Regions from separate parts of the Homo sapiens genome. Here region 1 is linked to region 2. A link is an interaction called in ENCODE POLR2A ChIA-PET data of the cell type or tissue named here. Cell type or tissue: PC-9. All regions are shown on one strand.

Region 1 (8,000 bases), 110 kb after region 2:
GAGCTAACAGCACTTCACAAATGTTTAATCTGATAAATGTTGCTTTTAGACTGGATTTTTAAAGCATTGAGCACAAGTTGACATTACTGACAAATTTTGTTTCAGAATTTTATTCTTTAGTTTAAAAAATATTAGAAAGATGTATTTTTATGTCAGTAGAACACAGTGAATTTTCTTTAAGATTCTCATTTTTCTAAAATAACTGAGTAACCATGACAACCCATTTGACTTTTTATAACCTAATTAGTTTTCTGCTATATGTAATAATTTTGGTCTTTAATATGGGAAGACTTTAAGGAATAACATTCTTAATTTTAGAGATACTGTAAAGTGGAGTATGTGGGAACTATACAACGTACTATTTTATATATAAACCTAGATAGACAGACAGACTGTTCCTAATCCTGATGATACATAACATCACTTCTGGACCTTTTTAAAATTAATGATTCCTTTGGTCTTTTTCCAGAGATGGTTAAATTTGGACTGGAGATTCCAGCATAAGCTTTAAATAAAAGCTTTATAAATGATTGATGTATAGTCAGCATTGAGAATCAATGCTAATAAAGATATGATAGAGCAATTTAAAAAAAGAACAAAGAAACTGGGTATGGTCACATGTCTGTAGTCCCAGGTACTTGGGAGCCTGAGGCAGGAGGATCACTTGAACCTAGGAGTTACAGTCCAGCCTGGACAATGAAGCGAGACCCCATCTTTCTTTTTTTTGTTTGTTTTTGTTTTTGAGGCGGAGTTTTGCTCTTGTTGCCCAGGCTGGAGTGCAATGGCGCGATCTTGGCTCACTGCAACCTCTGCCTCCCAGATACAAGCAATTTTCCCGCCTCAACCTCCCGAGTAGTTGGGACTACAGGTGCTCACCACCAGATCTGGCTAATTTTTTTGTATTTTTAGTAGAGGTGGGGTTTCGCCATGTTGGCCAGGCTGGTCTCGAACTCCTGACCTCAGGTGATCCACCCACCTTGGCCTCCCAAAGTGCTAGAATTACAGGCTTGAGCCACCATGCCCGGCTGATCCCATGTCTCAGGAAAAAAAGATCACTTTTTTTCTGATTAAAAGTGTTGTATTGGCACCACGGAATACTATGCAGCCATAAAAAAGGATGAGTTCATGTCCTTTGCAGGGACATGGATGAAGCTGGAAACCATCATTCTCAGCAAACTAACACAAGAACAGAAGACCAAACACCATATGTTCTTACTCTTAAGTGGGAGTTGAACAGTGAGAACACATGGACACGGGGCAGGGCGGTTGGGGGGACTTCACATAACAGGGCCTGTTTTGAGGTGGGGGCTGAGGGAGGGATAGCATAAGGAGAAATACCTGATGTAGATGACAGGTTGATGGTTATAGCAAACCACCTTGGCACGTGTATACCTATGTAACAAACTTGTACGTTCTGCACATGTACCTCAGAACTTAAAGTATAATAATAAAAAAAAAGTTGTATTGGTATAGAGAAAAATAGTAACACTTTTTTACCCATCACATCTCAAAGGATTGGTGAGTAGTCTTATACAGTGTTAATGTAAACATGTCAATTGATACTGGCTTTGAATGTGCAATTTGGCATTATCTTTAAAAATCTAAGTGTGTGGCCGGGCGTGGTGGCTCATGCCTGTAGTCCCAGCACTTTGGGAGGCCGAGGCGGGTGGATCACAAGGTCAAGAGATCGAGACCATCCTGGCCAACATGGAGAAACCCCATCTCTACTAAAAATACAAAAAAAACAAGCTGGGTGTGGTGGCGGGTGCCTGTAGTCCCAGCTACTCGGGAGGCTGAGGCAGGAGAATAGCATGAACCCAGGAGACAGAGCTTGCAGTGAGCCGAGATCGTGTCACTGCACTCCAGCCTGGGTGACAGTGTGAGACTCTGTCTCAGAAAAAAAAAAAAAAACCTAAGTGCACATATTCTGTGATACAGCATTTACATTTAAAAGTATGTATACCAGAGAAATAATTGTACAGACCTAGGGATTCGTGTTCAAAGGAATGTTTGTAGGGGTATGATACAGGAGTATGTTACTCCATTGTGAGTGTCACAATGGGTCAAAAGTTGTGAGACCACAGCTCTGAATTTGACTATTACAAGCACTTTCAAAATGCCAACATTTCCAGAATAAATTATCTGAAAGTGTTACTTCCCAACCCCCACCCTTCAGCAGTTGTTCTAAATGGCTGTTTTATTCTTGTATGATTTGAAAACTACTGGCAAGGTAATTTGAGTAGGGGAGAAAGTTCAACTTTATTCTAATTTTATAGTATATACTGTTTAACAAATAAAGCCTTAAAGGGATAGCCAGAGAAGGGAAAGTGCCAGGAAATAGACTACGTAAGTGATAAGAAAATAACAGACAAAATCATTTTCATCAATATTAAAAACTTAGTATACTCCTTTAAACATGTGTGAATGCAGTGGGTCCAAGTGATAGGAGTTTAAGAAGTCACAATGTGAGGATGTCAAGTTAGGTAGTTGTTAAAAATTGAGCATAAAATAATTGTTTTAATATTACATTTCTTTGGAGTACTGATACGGTTGTGAATGCTGTGCATGTGTAAATAGAGTCCTTCAGCCTTTACAAAAATGTATGAGGTGGCATACTTTAAGTATACCTGTAAGACAGCACATATTTTAGTTGGGTGGTTACCCAATTTCTTCTTACTGGTGTTCTACCATCTTTTATATTACACGTTATTAAACAATAAAGGCAGTACAGCAGAAAATATACTACACTCCAAATTGCTGATATGATGATTTTGATTTACTTAGAATTGCAAGGAAATGCTTTTATTTGATGATAGGATTCCAAAATTTTACATACATAAATTTTTTATACTAAATATTAAAATCAGCATTATAGTAGAGATCTTCTTTTAGAGGTCAAAGGTTCAAGTAAATATTTACAGATAATAGTTATCAATATTAAAGTTTTAACTCTTGGGCAGAGACAGACTATGTGAATTTCAGGTCATACCAGCTCAAAATCATCCTTGAATTCGGATGTGCATATTTCATGGTAACGTTTATATGTAAATAGGATACAAAGCAGCAAACATTTTCCTGTCTCACATCTAGTTCAACAAGTTTTGCCTAGAAATGTGGATAAAAATTGAACATTGTTTTACCAGCTGCCAGCAAAAAGGTTTGTCATGCCATTTGTTCAAATTATAGTACCCTTGAATTTGGTACCCAAGTATGAATCATTAGAATAGCCAGAGAGGGCTGGGCGCAGTGGCTCACGCCTGTAATCCCAGCACTCTGGGAGGCCAAGATGGGCGGATCACTAGGTCAGGAGATCGAGACCATCCTGGCTAACACGGTGAAACCCCCCTCTACTAAAAATACAAAAAAATTAGCCGGGCATAGTGGCGGGCGCCTGTAGTCCCAGCTACTTGGGAGGCTGAGGCAGGAGAATGGTGTGAACCCAGGAGGCAGAGCTTGCAGTGAGCTGAGATTGCGCCGCTGCACTCCAGCCTGGGCGACAGAGCGAGACTCCGTCTCAAAAAAAAAAAAAAGAAAGAATAGCCAGTGAAGTTGCAGTTTTGAAACCAGTCTTTGGCTGAATGGATCTGTCAGAAAAAAATTCATTCTGTCAGGTTTGAAGATTGAATATTTTGTAAGGATACTATTTAATATTAGAGTAACTTTTGTTTCTGTTTTAAAGTATTTTCTTGTTTAACAAAAAGAAATATTCTGTGTCTATTAACTATAGTGATTTTATTAGAGATGATGATACCTGATTTTTGTTGTCTATTCAGTGAGGCCCAATGAAGAACAAACTTTAATATCCATTCCCTCTTTTTTTGTTGCTATTAAAATATTTTTTGTATACTGTAAAATTTTCTGTAATGCATTTATTTCCATAATTTTAAATCTCTCTCTAGTTTGAGGCTTATACAGGTGGTTATCTGTTTTCATGGAATAATTCATATTGATTTCTGTCCCTCATACTGTAACAGCATTGAGATTCATGTGTTCTTATGTTTGGTCTTATTTACATTGAAGAAAGACTCCTTTATATTTTATTATAAGATAAAAGCAGCAGGCTACATGATTAGATATAAAAACCTTGATTAATAATCACTGACCTAAGTTCCAAGTAAAATTGGAGGATTAGTTAAATTATATCACTACACTTCTTGAGTCCTTTAAATTTGTCTTTGTGTTTTTTCAACAAACTTTCAACTGGTAGAAAATACTGTGTAAATTCACACTAATATCTTGGAATCTCTAAATGCCAGAGTAGTCATTCAGGTTTTGGTATGATTACAAATCTAACATTTACACAGCTAACTTGGTTTAAAGTGTACTAGTCTCTCCTTTCTTCATTTTCTCCTAATGACTGTTTCATTGTATATTGGAGCTCTTTGGCCTTTTATAATTACTGAATACTTTTCATCTTTACTTCAAAGCCAAATCCTATTATTTTGCCTTCCGTATTAATCTTTTCTTTAGTGGTCTATTTATAGTAGGATAGCTAAGAAAAAATAGAGAATAAAAGAAAGAAATGACAGCATTATTAGCAAGAGCAGTCTTGAAAATGTTCTATATAAAATGTTTAATATGTGCACATTATATACCTTAGCAAATACATAGGTGGCCTGGTTGATGTCCTTTGGATTTCCTCAAGGAAATCATTGGTCATGATCAGTAGTTTTTTTTAAAAGCTGTCGAACTATTTTTTCAAAGGAAATCTCATCTGGAATCTCAATATTAAAATAGGAGATGCTGTGTTTGCAGATTCAGGGTAGAGGTAACATAGGATATGTCTCTGGTAGGCTGGAGCCTTAACTCAGCCACACACTTCCTTCCCTTCTCCTTCCCCTTTAATAACTTCTGGGGCACAACAGTCTTAAAATTAATTTTAGTCCTGTTACCCTTTTTCTTCTCCATCTGTAAATTCTTCTCTGGTTTAAAGGAGGTAAACTTGTTGCCTTCTTTACTATAATTATAATGCATTCGTTTGCTTTTTGGTTGGTTTAATGAAAAGACATTTTTGCCAATGGACTGTCCCATACCTCCACACTGGGAAATTCTGCCTCAGAGGAAAAAGGCTTCACGAAGTAATCTATATGTTAAACAACAAAACTAAGTAATCTGTATGTTAAACAACAAAACAACCTTAAATATCCTGAAGTGCATATCCAGTGAAGTATTTAACGAATGTTGTCTCAAATAAGTTTTGAAAATTTATTGTATCTTCCCACCTCATCCCTCTTTTGGAGATAGCCAGTGCATGTTAGCATTTTGATGGTTCTGAGAAGCCTTGCAGTAAAGAAATCTAATTTTGTTTACCCCGTTTGAACTCACCCCTTTTTACCCTCATTTAGAACATAGTCTTCTCAACCTACCATTGAACACTAGTTCCTTAGGATATACTTTAGAAAATGGTACAGAACCATTTTGAACTTTACATTTTATTTTGTTTTCTAGCTAGAAAATGCTGTTTCCAATACAACTGTTTCAGAATTATAACATTTTGTATGGGTTTTTCCCCCCTATTTTTGCCTGTTCAAGAGTACCTAGTCAAGATTTAAGATGGAATTCGAATAGGATCCTGCCATGCTTAAAAAATTAGTATAACATTAAAGGATTCTGAAAAATTATGTTTTCTTCGCTTTTTTATATATAAATTAAGTTAGGAAGGATATGAATAAATTATTATTTGGGGATCTTTTATTTTAACGTAGACTTGGGGTTCTTTTGTTTTTGAGATGGAGTCTCGCTGTGTCACCCAAACTGGAGTGCAGTGGTGTGATCTTGGCTCACTGCAACCCCTACCTCCTGTGTTCAAGCGAGTCTTGTGCTTCAGCCTCCCGAGTAGCTGGCACTACAGGCATGCACCACCATGCCCGGCTAATTTTTATATTTTTAGTAGAGTCAGGGTTTCACCATGTTGGCCAGGCTGGTCTAGAACTCCTGACCTCATATGATCTGCCCGCCTCGGCCTCCGAAAGTGCTGAGATTGCAGGCATGAGTCACTGCACCCGGCCGATTTAGGGTTCTTTAATAAATGTTAAAAGAATTTTTAATGTAGTGATATTTTTATTTCTAGGAAAACAGAAGATTGATTATTGTTTGAGTTTGGTAATTTTGACAATGAAACAAAAGTAGTAAACTACCTACCCAAAATTGCTGGTACATCAGTCTACCTCCTGAGTAGATGGCCAGTTAGGGTGGATTTCTTTAAGACTTCTGGTTTGTGAAATGAAAACATACTGGCATTTCATTGGACATATTGAGTTTTATTCATAAACAGTAAAATTCTGAAATATTTTTGTATAGTAGATTCATTTAGTTAGTTCTTGATGTAGGATATCATAGAAAAAATAAAGAGCATTTAGGTCTTAGAATCATACAGAACTGAATTTAATTTGAATCCTGGCTCTGCCACACTGGTAGTGTTACCTTGAGTAGGTTACTTAATATTCATGCATGTATTTATCAAGTAATAACTGTATGCTAGGGGTGGGGTAAGAGGGTGAGATAGGGAGAAGATGTAACATCTGTATTTAAAGAATTCAGATGCTATGAACATTTGGTCCAATTTCTCTGAATCTGTTATCTTGTTGGCAAAATGGAGGTGGGAGAACTTTAAATACTCAAGATGGTACTTAGAGGAACAATATGTGTTCAATAAGAATTAGGCTATGTATTGTTATTCATATATTTAATTGTAGGCCCACTCAGAGACATGAAAATACGGATTAAATCCCTTCCTTGTTGGGGGACCATGATGCTTTTAAGAGATTTATTTTAAGTTGTTTAGTAAGATTCATTCATTCATTCAGTCAAATATTAGTGGAGCTCTTGTGAAGTTCAGGAATTTTTCTGGCACCAGAGGTGCTTACCACGTTTCTAGAATTTGAGGGCCTGGTGCCATTGCCTGTGCTTTTGCTCTTGGTTTTAATTTTTGACTAAGCAGGAAAGTTTGTCAAACTCCAGAAAAATTACTTGTATTAGTCTAATGAAGATACTTTCTATCTGTTATAGGAACACACATGTCATTTGGAACCAGAGCCACCATCTAGAGCAGGGATCTGTTAACTTTTTTTGTAAAAAGCCAGATGCTTGCGACTTTATGGGCCATTCCAACTCTGTTGCAGCTACTCAGCTCTGCCGTTGTAATGTAAAAGCAGCTATAGACAATACCTAAATGAAAGAGTGTGGCTGTGTTCCAATAAAATTTTATTAGGAATACTGAAACTTGAATTTCTTGTAATTCTCACACCACAAAATATTCTTTTTGTTTTGAATTTTTAAAATTTCAAACATTTAAAAGTGTGAAAGCTATGGTTCGATCATACAGAACAGGTGACCAAACTGATTAGGCCCATAGGCCATAGTTTACTGATCCGTTATCTGGGGCATAATCTGTGAATTGGCTATAACGGTTGGATAATAATTGCCAGGCATTTACGTGGATGGTCCTTTTTAGTAGGGATTGTGTATATCAGGGTTTGTGTTCTGCCCCTTTTTTCTCATCCAAGTTTACTTTTATACACTAAGTATGTTTGAGTAGTAGGAAACTAAGGAAAAACTTAATAGGAAAAAACTCATAGGAAACACTAAGGTGATTTTTTTCCCCCTCATCCAGTTAAGCATTTGAAGGTCATCTTTTAAAGGCTAATTATTCTAGGATTTTTCATCCACTTCATGTCAAATTCTGTAACTGAATATCAGATAATATGTACAAGGTCTTCTCTACTTGGAATTTTAAAATGTATACAATAGGAAATTTTATCTTTTAAATAAATTGTGTGTAAATAACAGTATATTAACATCTCTTGAGCACTACTGAATGCTATTTTTTTGGTCTCGAAACATGGTTTTATGTTGACTGTGATAATTTTGTATATTAAAACTGTCATTTAAAAATCTGTTATCTTGTTTTCTGTAGACACCGGAGAAGAAACAATCGGAATCATCCAGGGGAAGAAAGAGAAAAGCAGAAAACCAGAATGAAAGTAGTCAGGGTAAGCACA
Region 2 (8,000 bases):
ATAAAAAGCACTAACTAGAGCAGGTGCAAGCTACCTCAGAACCCTGGAAAGAGTCATTCAAAATTATAGCACCAAAAATGCACTGAATTATCCAATGTAATAAAAAGTATATATAAAATTTAATAGTCATCTGTGTAAGAGGCCATATACTTGAAAATTAAGACTGTTTTGATAATGTTAAGTTAAATTGATATCCCAAACCAGGAAAATGGTAGAATGCCTAAACTAACATTTAAATTTCTTCTGTTTAATAAGTCTATAACTGCTTAACAAAAAGAATAAGAGCAATATATATTACAGCAGCTTTGTTTGACTCTATTTAGACAAGTAAAATCTTACGCTTCCCTGTAGTTTTCCTTATAAAGCTGACTGATTCTCAGTTCATTTCAGCTAATGTTTTGCTTGATATGTCTTCGTTGCTTTGGTTGTCAGGCTTGGAGTTACTTTTCCACTGCTGTTTTTGCCTGCTCTCTAGCTGAGGTTACCATTGTTGTTATGAGGTGTCTTCACCCCAGCCTATCTGTCTTATACTGAGTCAATGAAGAGGGAAGATGGAGGACAAGAAAGGGTGAGAAGCCAAAGAGCTTCCCTTAAGCTCCTGTCTGTAACTGAAAGCTCCATGACATTCCATCCAGAAATCAAGAAGCATATCTGTGGAAACTGAAAGGAATAAAGGCCTATGCAGAACAGTTGAGAGCACAGACTTGGCCTCAAGCAGACCTGGGTTCCAATCCTGGTTTCTTCCCTTGATATCTGCGTGACCTTGGACAAGCTCCCTAATCCCTCTAAACCTGAGTTTTACTGCTTAAAAAAATGAGAAGAACAATATTATCTATCTTATAGAGTTTATTGACAGGAGCATATTAGATAATGCATTTAAACACTCTGTATAGAACCTAGCATATAGTAAGCATTCAAAAATGCAAGGCCAGGTGCAGTGGCTCATGCCTGTAATCCCAGCACTTTGGGAGGCCAAGGCGGGTGGATCACCTGAGGTCGGGAGATCTCAGGGGACCAGCCTGGCCAACATGGAGAAACCCCGTCTCTACTAAAAAATACAAAATTAGCCAGGTGTGGTGGTGCATGCCTGTAATCCCAGCTACTTGGGGGGCTGAGGTAGGAGAATCGCTTAAACCCGGGAGGCAGAGGTTGCGGTGAGCCAAGATCACGCCATTTCACTCCAGCCTGGGCAACAAGAGCGAAACTCCATCTCAAAAGAAAAAAAAATGCTAGTTAGTAAAGTATGGATGCTATTAATATAAAAGCTTTTTGTTCAAAAATGCACTATAGTCTTGGTAGGACATGCTCCCATATCCTTTTGGGGGCCTTATTCAGTAAGGACCTTGAGTCTAAACATTGCTGTACTTCTATCACTTTGTTAGTTGAAAAGAGACAGGTTCTAAACAAAATGGTAAAGTATATCTTTGATGACCAGTTCTGTTCCTAATTTGGTTTCTCTTTCCAATAACCATGCCCTTCCCTCCTCTCAAGACACTTAGGATTCTGTATGCCGAGGTCTCTCACAAGGGCTTTCTGTCTTGAGGTAGCAGTACTTGTTCTGTTTGAGGAACAGCTTTAAGAAGCCCAATGAGGTGGCTAATGCCTGTAATCCCAGCACTTTGGGAGGCTGACGCAGGTGGATCCCTTGAGCCTAGTAGTTCGAGACCAGCCTGGCCAATGTGGCAAAAAAACCATCTCTACAAAAAATTTAAAAATTAGCCAGGCATGGTGGTGTGTGCCTGTAGTACCAGCTACTCTGGAGACTGATATGGGAGGATCCTTTGAGCCTAGGAGGTCAAGGCTGCAGTGAGCTGTGATCGGGCCACGGCACTCCAGCCTGGGTGACAGAGTGAGACCCTGTCTCAAAAAAGAAAAGAAAAAAGAAAAGAGGAGTCAGGCATACTGGCTCATGCCTGTAATCCCAGCACTTTGGGAGGCAGAGGCAGACACATCACTTGAGGTCAGGAGTTCAAGACCAGCCTGGCCAACATGGCAAAACCCCATCTCTACCAAAAATACAAAAATTAACTGGGCATGGTGGCAGGCACCTGTAATCCCAGCCACTCAGGAGGGTGAGGCAGGAAAATTGCTTGAACCCGGGAGGTGGAGGTTGCAGTGAGCCGAGATTGTGCCACTGCACTCCAGCCTGGGTGACAGAGGGAGACTGTTTTAAAAAAAAAAAATTAAAAAAAAAATAGGCCGATGAGGTGAAGCAGAGAGTGAGCAAGGCAGAGAATGCTCAGAGAGGAGGCTGAAGATCTAGAACAGAGGCCAAGTCATTGTGGACGCTGAGGGCAATGTAGGGCAGGAATGCAGGAGTGGAAGCAGGGAGACTATGAAGTTATTGTTTTAGCTCAGTAAGAGATGACGGTAGCCTAGAGTGGTAGCCATGAAGAAAAGGAGCAATGGTAATATTAGAATATGCTTTTAATGCGTAGCAGATCAGAACTTAATTATGTGGATGTGGGAAGTGTGGAATCAGACAATTCCTAGGATTTCAGCCTCAGCAACTACTAACTAATGGGGCCATTTACAGAGATGGGAAAACTGGGGAAAGAACAGGTTTGGGGGCAAAAATCAAGAGTTCCGTTTTGGATATGTGAGTTATTAGACAGCCCAAGAGAAGCCATGCTAGCCGAGGTTGGAGCTCAGAGAGTGGTCAGGGCTGGAGACATGTATTCTGAACTAATCTGCATAGAGATGGTTTTTAAACCCACACAGTGTGCTGCTCAACACTGGTCCCAATTAGAATCACCTGGACTGCTTTAAAACCCTTGATATCCCGGCCGGGCACAGTGGCTCACACCTGTGATCCCAACACTTCGGGAGGCTGAGGCGGCCGGATCACCTGAGGTTGGGAGTTCAAGACCAGCCTGACCAACATGGAGAAACCCTGTGTCTACTAAAAATACAAAAAAATTTAGCAGGGCATGGTGACCCATGCTTGTAATCCCAGCTACTCAGGAGGCTGAGGCAGGAGAATCGCTTGAACCCAGGAGGTGGAGGTTGCAGTGAGCAGAGGTCGCGCCATTGCACTCTAGCCTGGGCAACAAGAGTGAAACTCCGTCTCAAAAACAAAAACAAAAACAAAAACAAAAAAAAAACCTTGATATCCTGACTCCAGCCCCAAAGATTCTGATACAAAAGGGGCCTGGATTTGGTATTTCTTTTTAAAAAGTTTCTCAGGTGATTCTAATGTGCAGTCAAGGTTGAGAACCAGGGTCCATGGGAGGTAGTTGTGGCCATCAAGGTGGGAGGATAGTGTCCCAGAGGTCAAATAAAGACAGAGGTTTAAGAAGAAGGGAGCAATCAGCTGAATCAAATACTGCTAGGAGGGCTAGTTAGATAAAGACTGAGAGGTAACTGTTAATTAGGAATGATGAAGTGTGTTACAGATAGAATGGGAGATAACAAATGGTGCTCCAGTTTTTCTTCATTGTGTATGTACAGTTGTCCCTTGGTATCCATAGGGGATTGGTTTAAGGACCACCTTCCCATACCAAAATTCATGGATACTCAAGTCCCTTATATAAAATGGTGTCATATTTACATACTTAAAAACTTTAAATCATCTCTAGATTACTTATGATACCTAGTACAATGTAAATGCTCTGTAAATAGTTGCTATACAGTATTGTTTAGGGAATAATGACAAAAAAGAAAAGTCTGTACATGTTCAGCATAGAATGCAACCACTACTATTTCTTTTTTTTTTCAAATGTTTTTAATCTTTAGTTGATTAAATCCATGGATATAGATACCATGAATACGGAGGGCTGAGTGTACTTTTTTTGAAACAATCTCACTCTGTAGTTCAGGCTGGAGTGCAGTGGCACAATCATAGCTCACTGCAGCCTTGACCTCCTGGGCTCAAGCAATCCTCTCACATCAGCCTCCCAAGTAGATGGGACTACAGGCTTGCACCACCGCACCTGGGGCTGATTTTATCCATTTTGTATAGAGACGGGGCCTTGCCGTGTTGCCCAGGCTGGTCTCAAACTCCTAGCCTCAAGCAATCCTCCCAACATGTTGGGATTATAGGCATGAGCTACTTCACCCAGCCTTGATTGTACTTACTGAGTGAAGTTGGGAGTCATAAGGCATTTTATAAATAAAAATCATTTAAAATGTTAAGGGTAATATTACTAAAAGTTATATTCTAAATCTCCCTTAAAAAAAAAGATGGTGAATCTAAATAATAAGTAGCTACAGAAAATTTGGGGAATTGAGAAAAGGAAAAAAAATGTTATCCAAAAGACTATTGTGTGAACACAATCACCATTACTTAGTCATTGACTAGCTTTCATTTAGTGAATTCCTACTTTGCAGCAGGCTCTGTGCTAAGGATATAGAAATGAATATGACAAAAGTATTTGCCCTCAAGGAACTCAGGGCTTAGTGGAGGAGGAGGACATGCAAAAAATAATTCTAAAACAAAGTGATAAGTGATATAATAAAGATTATACTAGTATGCCATGGGAGCAAGGAGATAGAGAGCTTAATATTGCATGTTAAATAATAATTATGAAGAGTACCTTGGCAAATTAAAAAATTGCTCCGTTTTAATGTTAGTGATAAAAACAAGAAGGAGAATTAGTGTACCCCATGATTACAATCATATAACAATGTGATTCCCCAAAGGTTCTCTAGCCAAGGAGAGGCTTGAGCTGCATCTTGAATGGTGAGTCAAGCAAATAAGATTAGGAAAAGGGTGGGGGAAAGAATAGGTAGGAGTAGGAAATTCCAAGCTGGAGGAAGGCAAAGGAAGTGAAACAGAGTGTATAACCTGTTTGGTCACTGTAATAACTTTCGTGTGGCTGCAGTGTGGGATTCCCATGAGAGAGTAACCAGATATAAAACTGGGAAAACAGGCAGGTGACAACAAGATTAAAAAGATGAAAAAGAATCACATAGTGCTAGAAAGACTAGTTGGAAAGCTTTTGGAATAATCCAGGAGGAAAAATAATAAAAGTTTGAACTAAGGCAATGGAAGAAGGACGGATGGATGGACAGATGAATGAATGGGAGGAGATGGATTCAACAGGCTGTTTAAGAGACACCGTAGTCTTAGGGAGTGGCAAGGGATGGAGGTATGGGAAATGGGGAGCTGGGGGTGACAAGAATGACTCTCAGTTCTCTTGTTTGGATAACTAACTGGGTTCTTGTCTTGGTTCTTATTCCTGGTCATTTCTACCCAAGATAGTGAATATAGGATGAAGACATTTGAGAAAACTGTGGAACATCCAAGGGGAGATGCATAGGGTCAATTCTGAACCTCCTGGAGCTCAGGAGAAAGATGTGGGCTGAAGAAACAAATTAAAGAGTCATCATTGGGCCAGATGTGATGGCTCACACCTATAATACCAGGCTTTGGGAAGCCGAGCGGGGAGGATGCCTTGAGCCCAGGAGTTTGAGAACAGCCTGGGCAACATAGTGAGACCCTGCCTCTGCCAAAAAAAGAAAAAAAAATTAGCTGGGCATGCTGGTGCACACTTGTAGTCCTAGCTACTCTGGAAGCTGAGGTGGGAGGATCCCTGGAGCCCAGGAGTTTGGGGCTGCAGTCAGATGTGATGAAACCAGTGCACTACAGCCTGGGCAACAGGAGTTTGGGGCTGCACTGAGATGTGATGACACCACTGCACTACAGCCTGGGCAACAGAGTGAGATCCTGTCTAGCTCTGTACATATGTGATCCGTATGAGTCACAAGAGTAGATGAGATTGGGCAAGAAAGTTGCATATATATCATTTGTGTGTTTTCCTTTTTAGTTATGTTATTCTAACTGGTATATTTCCTTAGTTATAATAATAGTGAGCATACAAGTTTCTGTTTCCTTTTTCACCCTACATCATACCAAAAGCTTTTGTCATGTTGCACCAGAGTTTTCAAAGTAGTCACAACTGGCTGAATAAAACTATACTAACAGGATATGCTATAGTTATAATTGACTTTGACTCTGTGATAAACATTTTTATTCATAGTATTTCCCCATATTTTGAATTTTTTTCTTAGGAAAGATTCTCAGAAATAGGAATATATGTATGTTATACAGTTAAAGTGGACTATACATATATCCAAATCACTTTCCAAAATGTTTGTACCAGTTTATCAACAAGGTATGAGAATACTAGAGTATTAGTCTGTTTTCTCACTGCTATAAAGAAATACCTGAGACTGGGTAATTTATACAGAAAAGAGGTTTAATTGGCCCACAGTTCTGCAGGCTGTACAGGAAGCATGATGCTGACATCTGCGTGGCTTCTGGGGAGGCCTCAGGTAACTTTTAGTTATGGTGGAAGGCGAAGGGGAAGTAGGCACATCTTACATGGCCAGAATAAGAGCAAGAGAGAGAAATGGGGGAAGGTGGCACTTTTAAACAACCAGGTCTCATGAGAACCCACTCACTATCACAAGAACAGCACGGAGGAGAAAATTCACCCCCATGATCCAATCACCTCCCACCAGGCCCCACCTCCAATACTGAGGATTACAATCCTACATGAGATTTGGGTGGGGACACAGATTCAAACCATATCAACTAGTTTAAGTAGATACTTCCCATAATTTTGTATTGTGTGTGTGGTGTGTCTATATTTTTATTGTATTTGTTAAACATTTTATTGAAGTATAACTACATGTACCAAAGTGTACAAATCTAAATGTATATAGCTTGATGAATTTCCACAAAGTAAACGTACTTTGTAACCTGAACCTAAACTAAGAAACAGAACATTACCAGTCACTCAGAAGCCTCCCTCCTATCCTCTCAAGGGTAACCACTGTCCTGATTTTTAACCCATAGAATGATTTGCCTGTTTTTAAACTTTATATAAATGGAATCACATAGTATGTAATCTTTCATGTCTATCTTCCTTTGCCCAACATTATTTTTGTACAGTTCATCTACATCATTGTGTTTAGTTGTGATTTGTTAATTCTCATTTCTGCATAGTATTGTATTATGTGAATATTCTATAATTTATTTATTCTAATGAGTACTTAGATAGTTTCTAGTTTGGGGCTATTACAAACAGTGCTGCTTTATGAACATTCTTGTACATGTGCTTTTGATGAATATATGTAACGCATTTTTGTTGGGTATATACCTAGGAATGAAATTGATGGATCACAGATATGGACATTTCAGCTTTAGTGGTTACTGCTACCAGGTACCAATATCCACTTCCACCAGTGTGTGGGAGTTCCCAGTGTTGCACATATTTACTGACATTTCATATTTTTCATTTTAGCCTGTCTGTTGAGTGGTATCTCATTTGCCTTAATTGTTTTGCTGTTGTTGACTAAAGATATTTAGCATTTTTTTTTGCATTTGGTTATTCTTTTTTGTGAAGCAACTGTTCAAGTTTTTGTTTGTTTCTACTATATTATCTATCTTTTCCTTAAAGGTTTTATTTTGCTTTTTACATATTCTGAATACAAGTCCTTTGTCAAATATATGTATTGCAACTATCTTTTTCCGCTCTGTGTTTGCCTTCACTGTCTTTTTTTTTTTTTTTTTGGAGATGAGGGCAGTGTAAGAGTCTCCTATTTTGCCCAGACTGATCTTGAACTTTCAATCTTCCTGCCTCTGCCTCCTCAGTAGCTAGGACTACCTACAGGTGCATACCACTGCACCCAGCATCCTTTCACTGTCTTTTCTTTTTTTTTTCCAGACAGGGTCTCACTGTGTCATCCAGGCTGAAGTGCAGTGGCGTGATCTCAGTTCACTGTAGCTTTGACCTCCCTCCACCTGCCTTGGCCTCCCAAAGTGCTGGGATTACAGGCATGAGCCACTGCACCCGGTCTCTTCACTGTCTTAAAGCAAGTTTTTTGATGATTAGAAGTTCTTTATCTTAATATTGTTTAACCTATCAAAAATATCCCATATGGTTAGCACATTTCATGTCCTGTATAAGAAACCTTTGCCTAACTTAAGATCATAAAAATATTTTTAGATTTTTTAAGAGCTTTATTTGTTTTAATTTTCATATTTACAGCTA

Evidence for each region. ChIA-PET counts read pairs that join two places held together with the same protein. Peaks named below come from ENCODE experiments on the same cell type or tissue, not always from the same donor. Only the 100,000 strongest peaks of a DNase experiment are listed, where the experiment ranks them.
Region 1: POLR2A ChIA-PET joins it to region 2 with 7 read pairs; 4 of 35 experiments call an interaction of 5 or more read pairs at or near these places.

Annotation. Positions count from the first base shown.
Region 1 is chr2:171,061,072-171,069,071 of GRCh38, reverse strand. It overlaps TLK1 (tousled like kinase 1), which reads left to right. Exons shown (of 21, transcript NM_012290.5): 4 at 7,916-7,991. Among named protein-coding and RNA genes, the nearest start is that of TLK1, 96 kb to the left of the region's middle. In PC-9, no CTCF peak of the experiment used is centred here; no DNase peak of the experiment used is centred here.
Region 2 is chr2:171,171,024-171,179,023 of GRCh38, reverse strand. It overlaps a transcript of TLK1 not described here. Among named protein-coding and RNA genes, the nearest start is that of TLK1, 14 kb to the right of the region's middle. RefSeq lists an enhancer at 5,543-5,872. In PC-9, no CTCF peak of the experiment used is centred here; DNase peaks (open chromatin) are centred at 4,343 and 4,733; H3K27ac peaks cover 1,289 bases.